Linked DNA regions of Mus musculus: all the other regions are linked to region 1. Evidence: chromatin loops called from intact Hi-C (ENCODE). Cell type or tissue: left cerebral cortex. All regions are shown on one strand. Links, peaks and the distances in the headings refer to the core of each region. The heading gives the core; the rest is flanking DNA.

What was found. Hi-C counts contacts between places; a loop is a spot of excess contacts. Peaks named below come from ENCODE experiments on the same cell type or tissue, not always from the same donor. Only the 100,000 strongest peaks of a DNase experiment are listed, where the experiment ranks them.
Region 2: a loop joins it to region 1, with 4 times the contacts of the local background. A loop is called at or near these places in 25 of 42 quality-filtered maps.
Region 3: a loop joins it to region 1, with 4 times the contacts of the local background. A loop is called at or near these places in 5 of 42 quality-filtered maps.

Annotation. Positions count from the first base shown.
Region 1 is chr5:73,376,875-73,382,859 of GRCm38, forward strand. Gm34583 (a long non-coding RNA gene) reads left to right here. Exons shown (of 8, transcript XR_377017.2): 4 at 1,053-1,158; 5 at 1,721-1,845; 6 at 2,690-2,888; 7 at 4,392-4,545. Among named protein-coding and RNA genes, the nearest start is that of Gm34583, 9.0 kb to the left of the region's middle. In left cerebral cortex, for the core only: a CTCF peak has its summit at 3,252 (motif pointing left); DNase peaks (open chromatin) are centred at 3,247, 3,575, 4,181 and 4,434; H3K4me3 peaks cover 792 bases; H3K27ac peaks cover 881 bases.
Region 2 is chr5:73,320,444-73,326,428 of GRCm38, forward strand. It overlaps Ociad2 (OCIA domain containing 2), which reads right to left. Exons shown (of 7, transcript NM_026950.4): 6 at 5,838-5,955; 7 at 1,755-3,404. The coding sequence ends at 3,323. Among named protein-coding and RNA genes, the nearest start is that of Ociad2, 16 kb to the right of the region's middle. In left cerebral cortex, for the core only: a CTCF peak has its summit at 2,416 (motif pointing right); no DNase peak of the experiment used is centred there.
Region 3 is chr5:73,068,097-73,074,081 of GRCm38, forward strand. Fryl (FRY like transcription coactivator) reads right to left here. Exons shown (of 63, transcript NM_028194.2): 40 at 5,746-5,849; 41 at 4,640-4,825; 42 at 3,009-3,213; 43 at 1,787-1,908; 44 at 628-818. Among named protein-coding and RNA genes, the nearest start is that of Slc10a4, 64 kb to the left of the region's middle. In left cerebral cortex, for the core only: a CTCF peak has its summit at 3,457 (motif pointing left); a DNase peak (open chromatin) is centred at 3,404.

The DNA.
Region 1 (5,985 bases), core at 272-5,271:
AGCTTGCACATGGATATGCCTGATGATATTGGTAGCCCCGTTCTTCTGCCTTCTTGGACCATATACAAAAATTTCACTATGATTTCCGCCATGTTATTCCAAATTCTCACCAACGTGTCTTTCCACACAGATGGATTGTCACACTTTAATCACTTTCTATTTTGGACTTTTAAACTGCATCTAGTGTTTTTATATGATATTAAAAATGTTAGGAGTGGTTTCCTCATGGATGGAGACATTCTCTTGGTGTAAATTATCATCTTGCACATGGGGTAACTTGCATATTCTTTAGCATTTCATATAGATTACTCTTTATCTCATCAGTTGTGCATTCCTTGAGAAAATAAGCCGTGCTTTTACAAATTCCTAGCTTTATAAAGATCCTGTCACTTTGTGCCAACTCAGAACAGTAACACAAAAGGAACACAGCTCTATTGAGATGCAATTTACACAGTCTAAAATGCACCTTAAAGTATACATCTCTGCTTATTTATTAATTTTTTTTGGGGGGGGAGACAAATTCTCTCTGTATAACCCAGACTGACCTCAGATTCACTAAGCAGCCCAGGTTAGCCTTGATCTCTCTGTGTTCATGTACCTGTGTGTGTGTGTGTGTGTGTGTGTGTGTGTGTGTGTGTGTGCACGTGTGTGTGCGTGTAGACATGTGGTAAGCTACTGCCCATTCCCTAGCACAATCCAAGTCTACTTTTTTTTCTCTCTGCCTATTTTGCTGACTGGAAATAGAATTTCAAGATGGAGGTAACTGTGGCTGGCTTCTTTCATGTAGTGAGAGGTTTCTAGGGGTCCCCACACCGAGATCCATGAGACCTGCGAGCTCATTCCCTTCACTAAAATCCTAGATTGTTCTGTGGTGAGGCTGGCAGGTGCCGTGCTGACCGATTCTTTTGGAAGCGCCCTCCCTGGCCTTGTGGCAAATGCCCACCATCCTGCTCTCCCCTCTCCAGGTTTCAGTATACATCATAACTCTCTCAGCCTTCACCTCTTTCTTCCCCCCACTTCTGGGCTAACTTTAAAAAATAATCTTTTTTTAGCACAGAGCTTTCTTGTCTGCATCTGCTGACTGGCCACAGGGAAACTGACCTTATTCTGGGAACGAAGGTGGAAGGCTTCCTTGGGGAGATGCTATGTGAAGGTCAGGTAAGTGTGTATGTGTGTGTGTGTGTGTGTGTGTGTGTGTGTGTGTGTGTGTATGTGTATACAAGCAAGTACAGAAAACCAGAATATTCTTAAATAACCCCAAAACATAATTTTCTTGGCCACAGAACTTCAAGATGGCCCATGGGATACAAAGGTGGCTCTTCAGCCATTTATGGTCTAAGACAGAATGGTACCACTCTCAAGTAGTACTTCTTTACAATTGAGCACAGACTGACATTCCTTCAAGATAGCAAACCCACAATTAACCCCCCCCCCCTTCATGCTTTGCACAGGGTCTGCCTTGTTGTCCTTTAGGACCACCTTAAAAAAAAACTGTACCTAAGAGGTCAAGGAAAGCTGTATGAGGGATAGAGTCAAGAAGGCTTCATGAGAAATGTTATCTGTGCTACAACTCAGGCACAGGCTGGAAGAGAATTCTAGAAAGGAGAGTGTGCAGACATCCAACTGTGTGAGAAATGGGGCAGCAATTTTGAGTATGGCGAACACCCAAACAGGAAAGGGGCATTGAGAAGGGCTGTGTCAGGTTCTCTGCTTTCCCCAGTAGGAAGAGGCGATGTCTTCAAGCAATGAAGGAGAAGGTGGACTCTGGGTCCAGGAAGGCTGCAGAACTGTAGACAAAGGCTCAGAAGCTCAAGCAGACATGTGACATGAGAACTCAGGTCACTGGTGGGTCATACAAATGGAGCTATGAGTAAATATTATAACATCTAGTATTTCCATTAGTTTCTTAAACATTCTGGGAAGCACAACACTTTTTGTGACTCATAGTCTACTAAATATTAGAAGACAGCATACATAAATTCATCATTTAGTCAACATGTACTTGTTATTATTTTATTTCATGTGTTTTGGTGTTTTGTCTACATGTATATGTGTGCCCTGAGTGAGTGCCTGGTGCCCTCAGAGACCAGAAGAGGGCATCCATTTCCCTGGAACTGGAATTAAAGATAGTTGTAAGGCACTATGTGGGTGCTGGAAGTTAAACTCAGGTCATCTTGAAGAGTAGTCACTGCTTTTAACCACTGAGCCATCTCTCCAACCCCTAGTCAACAAGTATTAAATGTTGCTTTAGGCTTTGGTAACACAGCAGTAAGTCAGACATGATGTCAGACTTTTGGACATTTGCATTGTAGTAAGGGGAGACAAAGAGGAAAAAAGTAACAGGAATGAATGCTTCAAGAGAAACGAGCAAGGCTAACCACCTTAGTTTAAAACTTCGTTAAAATAATGAACAAGCCAAGACAATGGCCACTTCCTAGTGAGCTACTTCACCAACTGGTCTCCTTACAAATGTTACAAAATGTAAGACTGGGCTTCAAAGCTGCCTTCTCTACAAGAGAATGGGCTTAAAAGGTTTTATTGTATCAGGGTAAGCAATTATTCAGTTCAATATGAAAATGCCCAGGATACTTCAACACAATGCATATTGACACTTAATTTCCAGGGACTACACTAAGAGTCCGAGAGCCTCGGCATCAGTAGGTAAACACAGTTGTTGTTTTCTCTTCAGTGGATCTATGCACAGAATGAGATGCCTAAGATGCAAAGATACAGAAGACACCACCATCCGGCTCTCTCTTCCTTTGACAGAATCTCTCTGTGTAGCCCAGGCTAGCATGAAGCTCCCGATCCACTGCTTCAGCCTCCTAACTACTTTGTCTACTTTGACAATGTTCCACTCCACAAGAGAAAACAAATTCAGAACAAAGGTAAGAAATGATGGTTCTGGTTCTGAGTACTGAGTGCCAAGTACTGAGTGCTGAGTACCCAGAGTGTTGCTTTGCTGAAGTCGAGGGGCCACATTTAAAAAGTAAGGGGAAGTAAGCGCACAGAAGGAACTGATATTTATTGGGAGCAGTGCTCCCTGCATTGGCAGAGATGCTCCATAAATATTCGTTCGATCACTTGTCATCCTTCAGGAAAGGATGTTGTAGCTATTTCACAGGTCAAAGAAGCAAGGCACAGGGAGATTAAATAGTTTTGGGCAGAGTAAGCTACAGATCCACAGGCCCAGTCACTAAGAGGCTCACAGTCTCTCCACTGTCTAGCTGTGGATAAGAGTGCCCCCGTGTGGCCAAAATTTTCAGTCTGAGCAAAGGAACAGAGTGGGCATGTATAGGCAGAGATGAATTTAGGAGCAATAAGGGCTTAGGAGTTCTTAAACTATATCATTGCCAGAACATGGTACACACCCAGAGAATCCACCTACTATCTTAGAGTCAGGGACTGACATCTCTGTCCTGGTTTTAGGAAGAAAAGTGTGATGGGGAGGAAGTTGGGGGTAGGTGGGGTAGTGGGGAGAAAAGGCTGGAAGACCATAAAAGGTATTGCTGTGTGCTAATATAGAGGACCGTGAGGCTGACGTAGGAGACTGGCGGTGGATGCAAGCCAACAGGGTAAGATTGGGGAAGGTGGAAGAAATGTCTCCACCCCTTGCTGATCTCACAGTTGCTGGGTATAGATGATGCAGCTTTGGGGCATGGCATTGCCATCACCAAGACGGGCAAATCACAAAGGGAACGCAGTGAGTGAGTAGAAGAGATTTTGGACTTAGTGGGTGAGGACATCCAAGAGAGCAAGGTACATGACGACGTGCAGGAAAGATGAGCCAAGTAAAGAAGAGACTAGAACAACGCTGTGCTAGACTTTCCAGGCTCTGGGGACAGCTGAGGCTAGAACGATGAGAAAGAGAGAGGAGTGAGCCAGAAGAGGAGAGAGACAAGGGGAAGGGGAGTCTGCCGAGGAAGGATGAAGACAGAGGGAAGCATAGTTGGGAAGGAGAAGCGCTATAAAACCCAGGTAAGAGGGATGAGGCCTAAAGAGGAGGAGGTGGCTAATGGGTTACTCCTGGGAGCCTCCCTGAGACAGGCTTCCTGCAGGGCGGAAGCCGCAGCAAGATCTGAGGATGGGTGATTGGTGGGCGGGAATGAAGGTACTCTCTGTTCTCAGAGAGCTAGACAAGCAGAGGCTAACACAAGGAACAAGTGCCAAGAACCCTCAGTGGTCCAACACCGGCTGCTGTCCCGATCCATTGCTAGAACGGGGAGAAGAGAGTTCTTTCTCTTTCCTCTGGGGCAGTGTAGCATTCCCAATGGGTGGGGCCAGGGGAAACAGTCCCATCTTCTCCCACTGCTTAAAGACTAGACTGTCGCAAAGCTTGTGTTCTTGTGACAGCCTACTGATTATTCTAGAGTGATGCCCTCTCTTGACAGGAGCAAAGCAGACTGGGCTTGTAGCAGAAGGCAGAATAGCTTGGCAGCTATGTGACAGACATGATGCTGAGCTTGGCTACGTCACTGACACCGTGACTTCAGGTTTCCAGCCCTGTGACAGACATCTAAAATAAACAGCATGCATAGAGGAAAGGTCTAATTTTGTTTATTTTGCTTGTTTGCTTGTTTCAGTCCATGATTGGTTTGTCTAGTCTGGTGTGTGCGTGCGAGTGTGGGTACTCACATGTCTGTCTGTCTGTCTGACTGTGGGTTTGGGTGTCTGTACCTTCCTTTCCACCTTATTTTCGGAAACAAGGCTTTTCAGTGACTCCGAAGCCTCAGGATCTTCTCATTCCGGCTTCCCAGTACCAGGATTATAAGCAGTCAGTACTCTGCCTCCCTTTCTTGTTGAATGTGAACTCTGGTCCTCACATTTCCATGCGATCACCTTACTGATCGATGTCACCAGCTCACCAGCCCAAGCCTGTTGATTCTGAGCTTCTGATGAGGCGGTGTGCTCTGGCAGAAGAGATGGGAGCAGAGGGAAGGGAGATGGCAGAGCGAAACTGCTCACCTCATTGTTAGGGCAGAGAAAGAAGGCTGGGGAAGAGGGAGGGAGGGAAAGGAAGAGGGAGAGGGAGAAGGGGAGGGAGGGAGGGAGGGAGGGAGAGAGAGAGAGAGAGAGAGAGAGAGAGAGAGAGAGAGAGAGAGAGAGACACCCTCCCCACGCCCTTAAACAGCACACACCAGCAACCTAATTTCCTCTCATCAGACTCCAGTTTCCCACCTCCCAGCAGTGCCATGAGTGGCTTTTTACCATGCTGACCTTTGAGGGACATTTAGGATCTGCACAATACCAGTAAGTTGCATAATAGCTGTGACCCAGTTTCTTTATCTGCACACAGGAAATAGCATCACTTGACATCATAACTGGAATGCGGGACCCAGGCCGCACAGAGCCAGCCCCGGGGACACACTGGCTCTCATTATTGGTCCTGTGCCCTTTCTGTGTCCTAGGGATACAGAACCTGGGGTGCTACCTTCACATTGCCATTACACAGTCACGCTTGTCGTGGTTTTGGCTTTTAGTTTGGTTATGTGTCAGAGCCGGCGAATGAGTGTTTGCCTTGAAGTTTCGAAGCTCTCCTTAGATGCAAGCATCATGACCTCTCTATAAGAAGGGAAGCTGTATAACAGGGAAGAGTATTCATCTTAGAGTCCCTTCTAATGTCACACAACTCCAAAGCATGCACACTGGTAATAGGTTGCTGGTTACAACATGAGACAGGATTGGTATGCTATTTCATGAACACAGCAACTTAACTGTACGAAATAGTTACACGTATGGTTTGCATCTTTCCCAAAACACATCCAAAGCCAAAAATGAAACATTTGGTGCAAGGAAGTATTAAAAATGAAATTTCACTGGGCATAGTAGTGCATACCTTTAATCTTAGCACTTGGGAGGCAGGGGCAGGAAGATCTTTGTGAGTTCAAGACCAGCCTGGTCTACATAGTGAGTTCTAGAACAACCAGAATTACATAGAAGAAACCCTGTCTCAAAAATGTATACATACTTTTGTACATCCATCTT
Region 2 (5,985 bases), core at 414-5,413, 56 kb before region 1:
TGTCTTGGAACTTACTCTGTAGACCAGGCTGGCTTCGAACTCAGAAATCTGCCTGCTTCTGCCTCCCAAGTGCTGGGAGTAAAGGTGGGTGCCACCACCGCCTGGCTGCTCTGCTTGTTCTTAAACTAACTCTGGCAATATATTCTAATCTTCTGGCTCTTTGTGGCTTCAACTGCCTTTGCTAACCTGCACTGAATTGCACAAACTCAACTCCACTGCACTGCATTCAACTTCTCTCTCTCTAAGTCACCTCTTTTTCCTACCCTCATGAGAATTGGGCATATCTTTAACTCGTTCTGTAGAATCTTTCTCTGATTTGTTACTTCATCTGCCCCTCAATTAGATGTCACTTTTTAAAAAAAAGATTTATTTATTTTATGTATGTGAGTGAACTGTAGCTATCTTCAGACACGCCAGAAGAGGGCATAGGTTCCATTACAGATGGTTGTGAACCATCATGTGGTTGCTGGGAATTGAACTCAGGACCTCTGGAAGAGCAGTCAGTGCTCTTAACCACTGAGCCATCTCTCCAGCCGTAGAAGTCACTTTCAAAATGGGTACTTCTTTCTACCAACTAACTTTACTGTCATTGTTATAGAGTATGTACTAAGGATGTGTCTATATTCTAGCCAGAAGGATTGAAGGTGTGTTATTCCAGCCAGATCACATAGACCTAGATCATCTTTGGAGGCGATCCCTTCCCGGAGCAGCCAATTGCTGCATTAAAATTCCTCTACAAGACAGATCACCATTGTTAAGCATCTCAAAGAACAAATTATCCACTAAGGAAAAAGTAGACAGCCCAAACAATAAACTCAGTTTAAATGAGAAATATAAAGATGACAACAATTTTTAAGAGTTTCTATTTGATGGTGGTGACACTTCTTTTCCTGGTAGCCAGAGACTGATTGGTAACTGACTGACTGTTTCCTGAGAGGGACCTTTCTGTCATGGAGGAAGGGACTGTGTTGAATGCTAAATTGATGTCAAGAGCTGCGTAATCTTAATCACTAACTTCTATTCGTCAGAGTCAAAAGTTAAACTGTATTCGAGAAGCCAGAATAGGGTCTGGGATGTAGTTTATTGTAGAGCACTTGTCTGCAGTGTGTGTGAGGAAGATGTCTCTGCCACCACCACAGCCAGCAGAGTAACATCCACGGAAGAGAAGGTAGTTTGGTTCAACACAACTAAGTTCAGTGTTGGTTCAAACTTTGGGAGTCTGGCCTTTCATAGTTTGTCTTAGATATATTTAAGTACAGCGCAATTTGATGAAAATGTTCCTGGCGATAACTCAATCACTTGTGCACTATAAAGTGTACACAAATCTCCTTGAGGAACAAAGGAAGCCAAAGAAAGATCAGAAGTGACTATATTGAAATTCTTTGTAAACTACACGTGCATAAACATGGATTCTATAGATTAACTACATGTGACACCTTACATATAGATGGGTTCTATATATAGGCTGCAAAAAAAAAAAAAAAATAACCCCTTGATAAGGACCTGGGGGAGGATCTGGTGTGGTCTTAGCCTCATAGTGCAAAGGTCACTAGACTATTATTAACTGTGTCAGTCCCCAGCCTTCTGGGTAAATAATGGTATGTTTCCCTCCCTTTGATGGAACAACCATGTATGATTAACATTCCATGTGCTTACCTGGGAGCACGGGGACCGTTGTGCCTCCTACACTTGTCTAGCACTTACAAAGTCCTGAATTCCACTTGCAACACAACAAAAGAAGAAAAAGCCAGCGTATTGGCTCTGCCTTGTGATTTTTCAGAAATAGAATTTTATTGACTGTCAAACAGGGCATGTCATATAAAAATCAACGCAGGCAAATTCGTTCAGTGTTCACACAAAAATATTTTTGATGTTCAAAATGAAATATCTCACATCAAATGAAATTTCACCTCTAGTGAAATTTCCCTTTTTACCTCCATGCTTTAGGCTTGCAGATGTGCTGAGTAAAAGCACGTGCACACGCGCTCACACGCACACACACGCGCGCGCACACACACGCTCACACACGTGCTCACATGCACACACGTGCTCACACGCACTCACACACACACACACACACACACACAGACACTCCCCCCACATACACACACCCCACATACCCCATATTTAAATGGTGATGTGTAGACAAAGCATTTTCCTGAGAGGCTGCAAAGATGCAAGGACAGCTTTCACACAGTGCTCAGCTAACTTAAATTAAGCAAAGGGTTCTCAAAAGGGAGGACCAAACTTCCCATGACTAGACTTAGCTGGAGGAGGAATCCAACTTACACCACTGTATTGGCTGCCTCGGATCCCAGAGGTTCCCAGAGTTTCTCTTTTTTATTTTATTTTATTAGATTTATTTATTTTATGTGAGTACACTGTTGCTCTCTTCAGACACACCAGAAGAGGGCATCAGATCTCATTACAGATGGTTGTGAGCCACCATGTGGTTGTTGGGAATTGAACTCAGAACCTCTGGAAGAGCAGTCAGTGCTGAGCCATCTCTCCAGCCCCAGGGTTTCTCATTTTTTTAATTAATTCAGTCCTACAGTGTTCCTTCCAGGAAGCTGTTGTCTGGGGGACCAAGTTAAGAAGTTGTCTTTTTTTTATTTGAGGCCACTAATAATGGGTAAAAGAACCCACTGTTGAGTGCTGACCATGAGAATGGATCCATGGGCCAAGCAGGTCACCTATGGATAGATGATGGTCACTTTTATAGCTCCACCATTGTGATGAGCCACCAAGTCACATTGACCACACTGTGGGTCACCTAGGTTTGAACGGTGACAGTTTCACGGTGACACTTTCACAGGAAATGCTTTCCAGTTACAGATCTCACTCATCTCTAGACCTCAGAATGGACGTCCAATACTAAAACACAACCTTTCCTGAATTTCTAGTTCCATAGACAATGAGTTTTCTATGGGTCTTGACTTCCCAACCAACTTCCACATCACTCATTCCTGTTCTCTACCAGAAAACTTAAAATGCTGAAAATTAAAATTAAATGAGAGTGAGCGAACTGGGGGAGGTGGGGGTGGGCGAGAAGACCCAGAAGCTATTATTCAAAGATCTCCCGGGAAGCTCTAAGCAAGGCAGGGTGTAACTTCTTTCCTGTGTAGTGTGTGATAGCTCCCAAGGAAGCCAAGAATATGCCACGCTCATGTCAATCGAGAGTCTTCTACAGCAAGCATTTCAAAGGGGTGAGAGAATTACAGGTTTCTGTTTCAATAGAAGTATATTATTTTAAGGTACACTTGAAATTTTAAATGTGTACAAAGTCAGAGGTTTAAAAACGGTTGGAAACCACAGACTCAGTTTAGGAAGCAGATGGTTGTGACCCTGCCTTCTCGCTTAATCCACGCCTGGTTTTACAGTCCTCACAGGTAAGCAGGCAGTGCCTAGAAGAGAAGCAGAAACAGATGGTGACTCACACTTTGACAATTGGAACTCTTGTGTCTGTCTGCCTGTCTGTCTGTCTGCCTGTGTCTGTCTGTGTGTCTTCCATCTCCTATCTTCCTAAGTGCTCATCTTACCACAGTAAGCAATGCAGAGAAATGTCTGATTTTATAGTTCACTAGCTCACCTTTTTTTTTTTAAAGTGGGATAATAGTTTCTTAGTTTACTATTATCCAAATACCATTCAATGTTTATGTTGAAACAGATGGTTGTATTTGTGCTTGGAGTCACACAAAAGCTAAACACAGTGACTCTTTGACCTTGAATCACTGGAGTGATTCCTACCACAACAAAAAAATAAATAAATCACAAAGTATTCCAGGTGAGTGGCTCACTTCTGTAGTCTCAAAGCTCAGGACCTAGGCTGGGAAGAGGCCTATGGGGGTTTTTCGATGAGACTTTTGCCTAAAAAGTAGCAATAAGTACACACCGCCTCTTGGACTGCAACATTGATTGGAGCTTGTTATACCTTGACTTTGTTAGAAAAGCAAATGGCCGTGTATTACTGCCTCTGAGGTGAGAGGGTAGTGGCCTTTCACACAGGGCTAAGCCTTGGGTTACCTTACACCAGTGCCAGCCCCGGTGGGGCTTTTCATGCCAGAAGCGGGCGGGTGAAACAGCTATAGAATGCAAAGCTGAAACAGAAAGTATGGCTTCTGGAAAAATGTAGGTTTCATCATTGTTCCAAAACCAAGAGTCATCACAATGCCTCCTTTGCTGACACTGCCTTTCTTTATTTTCCCTACACACATCAGAATCCTGGGCCAAGTGCACCGTAAGGTGACTCCAAAACACAGCTTTGCCAGGATGGAGCCACTCTGGAGTTGTCAGTAAACACTAATGCTTCCCCGCTGGCCTTGCAACCCATAAAGGGAAAGGTCAGGGGTTGCAAACAAATCAGATGTTGAAGTCTCATCTTCCTAGGACTGCCGGTGTCTTCTCAGAGAATCTCTGGACTGTGTGTAACTCAGGGTAGAGGTGATGGTTAGAGACCACCCACGTCTACCAGACCAGGGACGGTAGCATTCTAAAGTCAGGCAACCAGGAAGACAACTTGACCTTGACATCTAGTCCCACGTTGTTTCTGCTGCTGCCCTTCAAGTAGAACATAGCGTGACTGGCTCAGTGGGTGCTTTCTGGAGTATACAAGGTCCTATTTTCAACCCCCAGCACCACATACAACAGCCTGAGGTGGTGTATACCTGTCACGGGAGCACTCAGGAGAGACAGGGAGGCAGAAATGAAGATCAAGGTCATCCTTGAGCTACAGAGCAAGTTTGGGGCCAGCCTGGGCTACACGAGGTGGTCTCTAAAATAAAAGATGCAGCCCACTGTGACAAGTGAGAGGTCTTCAGAGGACTGTGTTTCCAACTAGTTCTGTGGCAGGACAATAGAAGTAATATTTGTTTGAATGTCATCAATAATTATTTTCCTTTCTCACAACACCCCAGGGAAGTTATTCTAGTCATTTTAGACAGATGAGGAACCTAGAGACGAGAGTATAAGAAAATTGTGGTAGTACTGACTTTCAATTTCAAGTCCACAGGAGCAGGGGACTTGCTGTACACTTCAGTCCAACTATGTATGTCCCTGTAGAGACTGTTTTTATCAGGACATGTAGTGTGTGTGTGTGTGTGTGTGTTTGTATGTGTGTGTATGTGTGTGTGTTTGTGTGTGTATGTGTGTTTGTATGTGTGTGTATGTGTGTGTGTATGTGTGTTTGTATGTGTGTGTATGTGTGTGTGTTTGTGTGTGTATGCGTGTTTGTATGTGTGTTTATGTGAGTGTATGTGTGTGTGTATGTGTGTGAATGTGTGTGTATGTATGTGTGTGTGTATGTGGGTGTGTGGGTGTGTGTGTGAGAGAGAGAGAGAGAGAGTCAGAGGCAGAGAGACAGATTAAAGGCTCTGAAAAGCTCTGTAGTAAGGAAGACTGTTTAAATGTTGAGCAATTGTGCAATGCATTCCTCAGAGGTTTATACAAGGCCTAGAATGTGGTAGGTATTCATTAAATGCACATTAAGTAGCATGATTAGTAGTGATTAAGTTAAATAATAGATAATTATTGAAGTTGAATAGTAATAAATCAAAGCTTGAGGGTTAAAGAGTTTTTCCTTAAGAAATAAAATTATTTATGTGCTTCATATTATAGTGAGTAAAGTCTCACTTCACTTCTTTTTGTTTGTTTGTTTTCAAGACAAGGCTTCACTATGTAGCCCTGGCTCTCCTGGAACTCACTGTGTAGACCAGGCTGGCCTTGAACTCACAGTGATCCTCCTACTTCTCCAGTGCTGGGACTAAAGGCTTCCATCATTTAACTCAGCTACTTCACTTCTTTCATTATCTTGATTACAATCCCTCCATCGGACCACAAACCTGTTATGCTCAGGACCAAAGCCAGCACCACGGAGCTGATCTTCAAAGGAATGGAATTTACTCTGGCACACTCTTATATAGGAAGCCTTCCCAAGGCCAAATCCCAAGAGACCAGCCACTGTAAAAGCAGGTTAGGAAAAACAGACAA
Region 3 (5,985 bases), core at 414-5,413, 310 kb before region 1:
CTCAACCTAGATATTCACAGGACCTGGCTCCCTTCAGCCTCTCCTTAGAGATCATCACTTAGGTAATTGTGTGTGGGTTGGATCTCCCTTCTCCATGGCTCTTAAAATCAATACCTTGGTACTTCATGGCATTTACTATTAAGTAAGACTGTGTGGGCTGTTGCTGGTAGATTAAACCCTTCTTTCTACAATTTCCAGAAAGCCAAGACCTTGTCTGGTTTGTCACTGAAGATCCAATGTCAAAAATCAAACAACCCACTGGGCCAGCTGAACAAACAAAAGAGTTCTCCAGTGTCATACCTTACTTATCTTTAAAAATGAAACTCTGTCTCTCTTCCCATTGAAATGTAACATTCTAACACTCCTACCTCTGTGACAATGGAGTGAGATCTAGGTAGGGTGCAGATGTATGTGTTGAAAAAGCTTTTTCTAATAGGCGTAAATTAGGATCTAAATAGGTTCTTAAAGAGTCCGCAGGAGGCTTCACTCTGCTTCCTACTGCTAGGCCTGCTGCTGACTGACATCAGTAATTAACTAGCTGTTGTGTGGATCTGGCTGCAGAGGGTGAATCCTTCACTCCTAGGAGCAGCTGATAACTGCCCAAAAGGAGGGAGTAAAGCACCTTACCTGTGCATCCTCTCCGGGGTCCCCTACAGTCTCCACCAGCCGGGAGAGGACATCGGAGAGTGTGTCTGCAGACAGGGGCTGCTTCAGTGCCCTGAAAATCTGGAAGGATCGCCCAGCATAGTGTCGGGAAGAACACGAAAGGGCCGTCTGCAGGGCCACCTCGCTGAGATGACGCTCCAAGTGTATTCCTTCTGAGAAGACACGGGAGACCATGGGTGCCTGTGTACAACTCGGAGACTTGTAGCCAGACGCTAATCATGTTACCACCAGTGCCCTGCAGAGCACAGTTTAATTATGTACAGTGATTGCACTGTGTTTGCACTGGGGAGAGATCTTTGTTCTGATCTCCAGGGAAGGGATCCTGGGGACCAGGATGTCTTAGGTCTCACCCTCGGACATGCTGACAGTTGGGAACAGGTAGTTTACTGTAAAGAGGGATGTCCTTCCTAGGTAGTGAATAGTATTTAGTAACACCCTAGTTACTTTGCCAACTATACAATGAGGACAAAAATGACTCTAGGCACTGCCAAAGGTAAGGAGGAGCAGAACCTATTCCTAGCAGGCAAGTGCCATGTCTGCATAGAATGCTGCTTTTCCCAAGACTGTCAGAATGTGGTAAATTTTAAATTGCAGAAAACTTGACTTACATACAAAGGATTTTAAAATGTATAATTGCTGTATATTTCCCTTTGAGGCAGCGATTCTCAATCTGTGAGTTATGACCACTTTGGGGGTCACATATTAGATATCTTGCATACCAGGTATTTATGAGTCACAATAGTAGCAAAGCAACAGTTATGAAGTAGCAATAGAAATAATTTTATGGTTGAGGTCACTAAACATGAGGAACTGAATTAAAGGGTTGCAGTATCAGAAAGTCTGAAAACCACTGCTTTAATGTCATTTTTCATAACTCTAAATTGTATTATACAATTTTACAGTCAGCCATGTGACTATGCCATGGGTAGAAATCTTATTTTTAACTACTAGTTTTTCTTTACCAATACATCTGTTACCATTCACATACTAAACAAGAAAATCTTTCTTAAAATGTGTACATAGGAGAATATTAGTTTCCAATCTTCTAGCTGGGCCTCACAGCCATACAGACATTGTATGGAGATCAAATGTGGCGTGGTGTATTCATCAAAGACGGTACCTGCATTTGACTGCTTGAAGACGGAAACCACGTGCTTCAGGAACGTGGCGAGCTGATCAGCACTCTTGATGCTAGGGTTCTTGGAAGAAACGTCCTCATGGTTCCAAAGGGGCCCTCGTTTTCTGAAAACAGGGGACAGCGACATTCATTTGTCTAGAGTTGGCATAAGCTCTTGCCCTTAGCTGCCCCTACTTCGCCTTGACACGTGGGAGATGGCTGAACTCATCAGATCACGGGCTACAACCTACTCCTATTATTTAAGCACATGGACAAGGATGGGCCCACAGCAAATGTTGGGAGACAGGACTGGAGCTCAGAGATGGCCAAAGAAGGTGACAGACTAGCCCGATGAGAGGACTGCTTATAGAAAAGGGAAATTTAAAATTTAGGATTCCTGTGTAGTTTCCTTCAGTGTCATTTTTCCTAGTCCCTAATTACATTTCATAATTTCGTGACTTGATCTCCCACAAAAACTAACCTCCCAATTTCTGGGTAGATATCAGAGGGACATACGCACAGGCAAAACCCATATAAAATGGTTATTTATTGTTTTATGTGTGTTGCACAGGCATGTGTATATATGCAAGACATGCCATCCCTGTGGCCCTTTGAGGTTGGAAGAGGAAGTCAGATCCCCAGGGACTGGAGTTAGCAGAGGGCTGTGAGCAAACCCTGTATCCTCGGCCACTGCGGAGCCAACTCTCCAGCCAACACTTTTATTTTTTTTTAAATATAATTTATAACCATGGGCCTGGTTTTCAAGGCTCTGCAGTGTGAATTTTTGCAGGTTCTCTAGCACTGTGTAGAAATCACTTTTCTGGGCATTACCCATCAGGACTTTGAGAAAACGGTGAGTTTGGCAGTGGTAAAGAAGTTTTGGCTCTCACCATAGGGCATCTATTTATCTATTATGGAATGCAGCAGGCCCTAAAAAAGTATTTGCTGGTTGACTGACTAGACTATTATGACTCCATATAACAGTGTTATCTCTGGCATCTAGTCATATACATACCATATGTATTTTTTTTCAAAAGTCATATATATATATATATACAATATGTATAAGTACAATAAAAACTTGTGTGTTTCAAAGTACAGGGTTTCAGAAAAATCTAAACCTGGCTTGTGCCATTTGACAGAAGCGAAGCTAGCTCGGCCCCAGGGATGCTGGGGATGCCATGGGATGTTGGGGATGCTGGGATGGAGAGAGCCGCCCGGTTACCTTGAGGTAATGAACTCCATGAGGGTTTTGACTTTTCCATCCTGCTCCACTGAGAGGTCCACCTCGCCGAGGAGGGTGGTGTGGAGGTGTGAAATGGCAGCGCTGTTGTTTCCTAAGCTGATACTAGAGGAGGTAGAACTGGAGCTAAGCCCTGAGTCGGTCATAGGGGACGGCTGGTAATCGGGTGTAAAATCGTTAATGCCTGCTGAGAGAGAAAGCCAACCGTGAACACACGCACAACAGGACTATGGGAGTGTGCATAAAACCGGCACTGTGCGTTGCTACTCATAGACAGCATGGGATACAGGAGGGCGTGGGCGGAGGAGCGGCCATGATTCATTCAACGGCGCGGCAGCTACAGCAGGGCTTTAAGGGTAGATGCTGCTGTTTGCAGCTAGTTATTAAAGTTCAGCTGCACTCACTGAGCGGTCCTCTGCTGCCACCTGCCGGAGACCACGGACAGCGGCAAAGTCCTAGCAATTGGGGTGTTTTCACCTTTATTAAAGCGAGCTACATTTCTGTAATGTGAACTAATTTTCAACTTCATAGGAAAAAAAGCTATAGTCTTGGCTCCATTTTACTTTCAAGACTGTGTTTTAGTTTTTATTTAATATTTATATCAAGCCAATTGCTAAACACTGTTAAAGTTTTTTTTTTTTGGTTTTTTGAGACAGGGTTTCTCTGTATTGCCCTGGCTGTCCTGGAACTCACTTTGTAGACCAGGCTGGCCTCGAACTCAGAAATCCGTCTGCCTCTGCCTCCCGAGTGCTGGGATTAAAGGTGTGCGCCACCATGCCCGGCAACACTGTTAAAGTTTAAAGCCTCACAAAATGGCAAAAGGACATTTAGAAAGCATTACGCTCTGGGATGTTGAGTGAAATTGCTTTCATATAAAACCAGGAGGGCTTGTTCTATTTTTGCTTTTAAAATTTTTTTAAGTTACATTTTTTTAGTTTAATTTTGTGTCTGCTGCGGGAGTGGTGGAAGTGCACATGTAGGTAGGTAGATGTGTGAGAGTGTGTGTGTGTGAATGTGAGTATGGTGTGTGAGTGTGTAGGCCAAGGACAATTTGCTGCCATTGGTTTTTTTTTGTTGTTTGTTTGTTTTTTCCTTTTTCTTTACCCCAAGGACCTGGTCCTTAGTCTGCCTTTTAGCCAGTTTAAAAATGTTATCAGTGCTGTGTCTGCCATGTGAGTAGATAAAAAGGCAAAGGTACTTTGATTCCTAAAAAATAAGCCATTATTTTGTAAACTGTTGTAGTAGTCAGAGTGGAATAATAATAATAACAATATAATAATAATTGGTGTGAGTGGACTCTGAGGATCAAGAAAACAGACTTTAACACAGACACAGAACACTATGAAATAATTGTCATCATACAAGTCTCAAATTAAGCACTTTTTGCTTCTTCTTCAACTTATATATTCCCACCCTAAAGTCTGTTTGCTAGGCAGCCTTAGAAGCAGGAGACGTGACGACACGTTGCAACGCATTCTTTGGTTGGTTATGAATGATTCAGACGCTACTTGAAATGATACAACTGCATCTGAAATGTTTACGCAGTTCAACCTCTCCTTGGCTGACTTCTCACTCCCGCAGGGCTCCAACCCGAAGGCGTTCCAAGTCGGTACCTGTGAACGTGTAATCTGAGTGTGCCGTCTGCTTGACTGTCAACACCCTGGGCTCATTGAATTCCTTGTCCCTGAGGAGGACAGAGGCGACAGTCCGGATGTCACTGTTGGGTCCCATCACTATCAGTAAGTGCAGCAGCAGGCGCTTGCAGTGCTCGTACACCTCAGGGTGGCAGTGATCAAACCCTGGAGAGGACAGGACAGAAGCAGCGTCGGCTAGGAGGGCCGTGTGCTTGTCGCAAAACCCATATGACGAAGTGGGCCCACTGGCTGCACACAGCTTCCTGACGTGCAATGGTGCCGCGTGAGTGTGTGACCCCCACGCCCTCTGGAAACTCCAAATCAAATCTGCATGACTGAGATCAGAATGGGGATACTACCTCAGGAATGGTCACAGAACTCTTTCGGGATCAATGAGACACACACACACAAGGGAAACAGTCTGTGTATGTCGAGTACACACCCAGAGAGTGTGCAAGCTGTGATGTGTTCAGCCCAGGCATGGAGATACCATGGATAGGAGAGCTCACAGTATGTAAGAGATGTCATGCCATATTATGTATTACACAGCTTAGTTCTAAATGGGCCGTAAGTTCCCACACACAGCTATAATGGCCACCTGCCCACAGTATACCTAGGGAGAATTGGGCTAACTATTTTTTTTTTTGTTTTTCTTTGTTTTTTATTTTTTGTTTTGTTTTTTTGTCTTTTTGAAACAGGGTCTCACCTCATAACCTGGCTAGCCTGGAACTCACAGAGATCTGCCTGGCTCTCAAGTCAACTTTTACATTTGTTTCATGCCCAATACTTCAAAACCTCTTAGAACAGGGGTCCTCAACCTTCCTAATGCTGCCCCCTTTAATACAGTTCCTCCTGCTGTGGGGACCCCAACCAAAATGTTATTTCATTGCTACTTCTGTAATTTTTCTATGGGTCACAATGTAAATATCTGATATGCAGGATATCTAACATGCAATCCCTACGAAAGGGACATCTGGCCCCACGCCAACCCCCAAAGAGGTTGCAACCTACAGGTTGAGAACCACTGATCTAACCACCTTAAAATGGTCCTGGAGGTACAAAGTGGAGGAATTAGAACTTGTTACCTATAAAAATTGCATGAAGCAGCAGGTGGAGGTAACTTCCCCATTCCACCTTCACGCTGTGGTCAATGATCAGATCTGTCAGCAGGATCACGGCTATGTTACACCTGGGACAGGAAGGACACGGGGTTAGCAGCTTACCAGAGCGGGAATGACCTAGAGGAAACTGTACAAATGCCTCCAAGACTCGAGTATTCTACAGAAACAGAGTTTTCTAGAGGGTAAAAAGAGGGGGAAAATGCA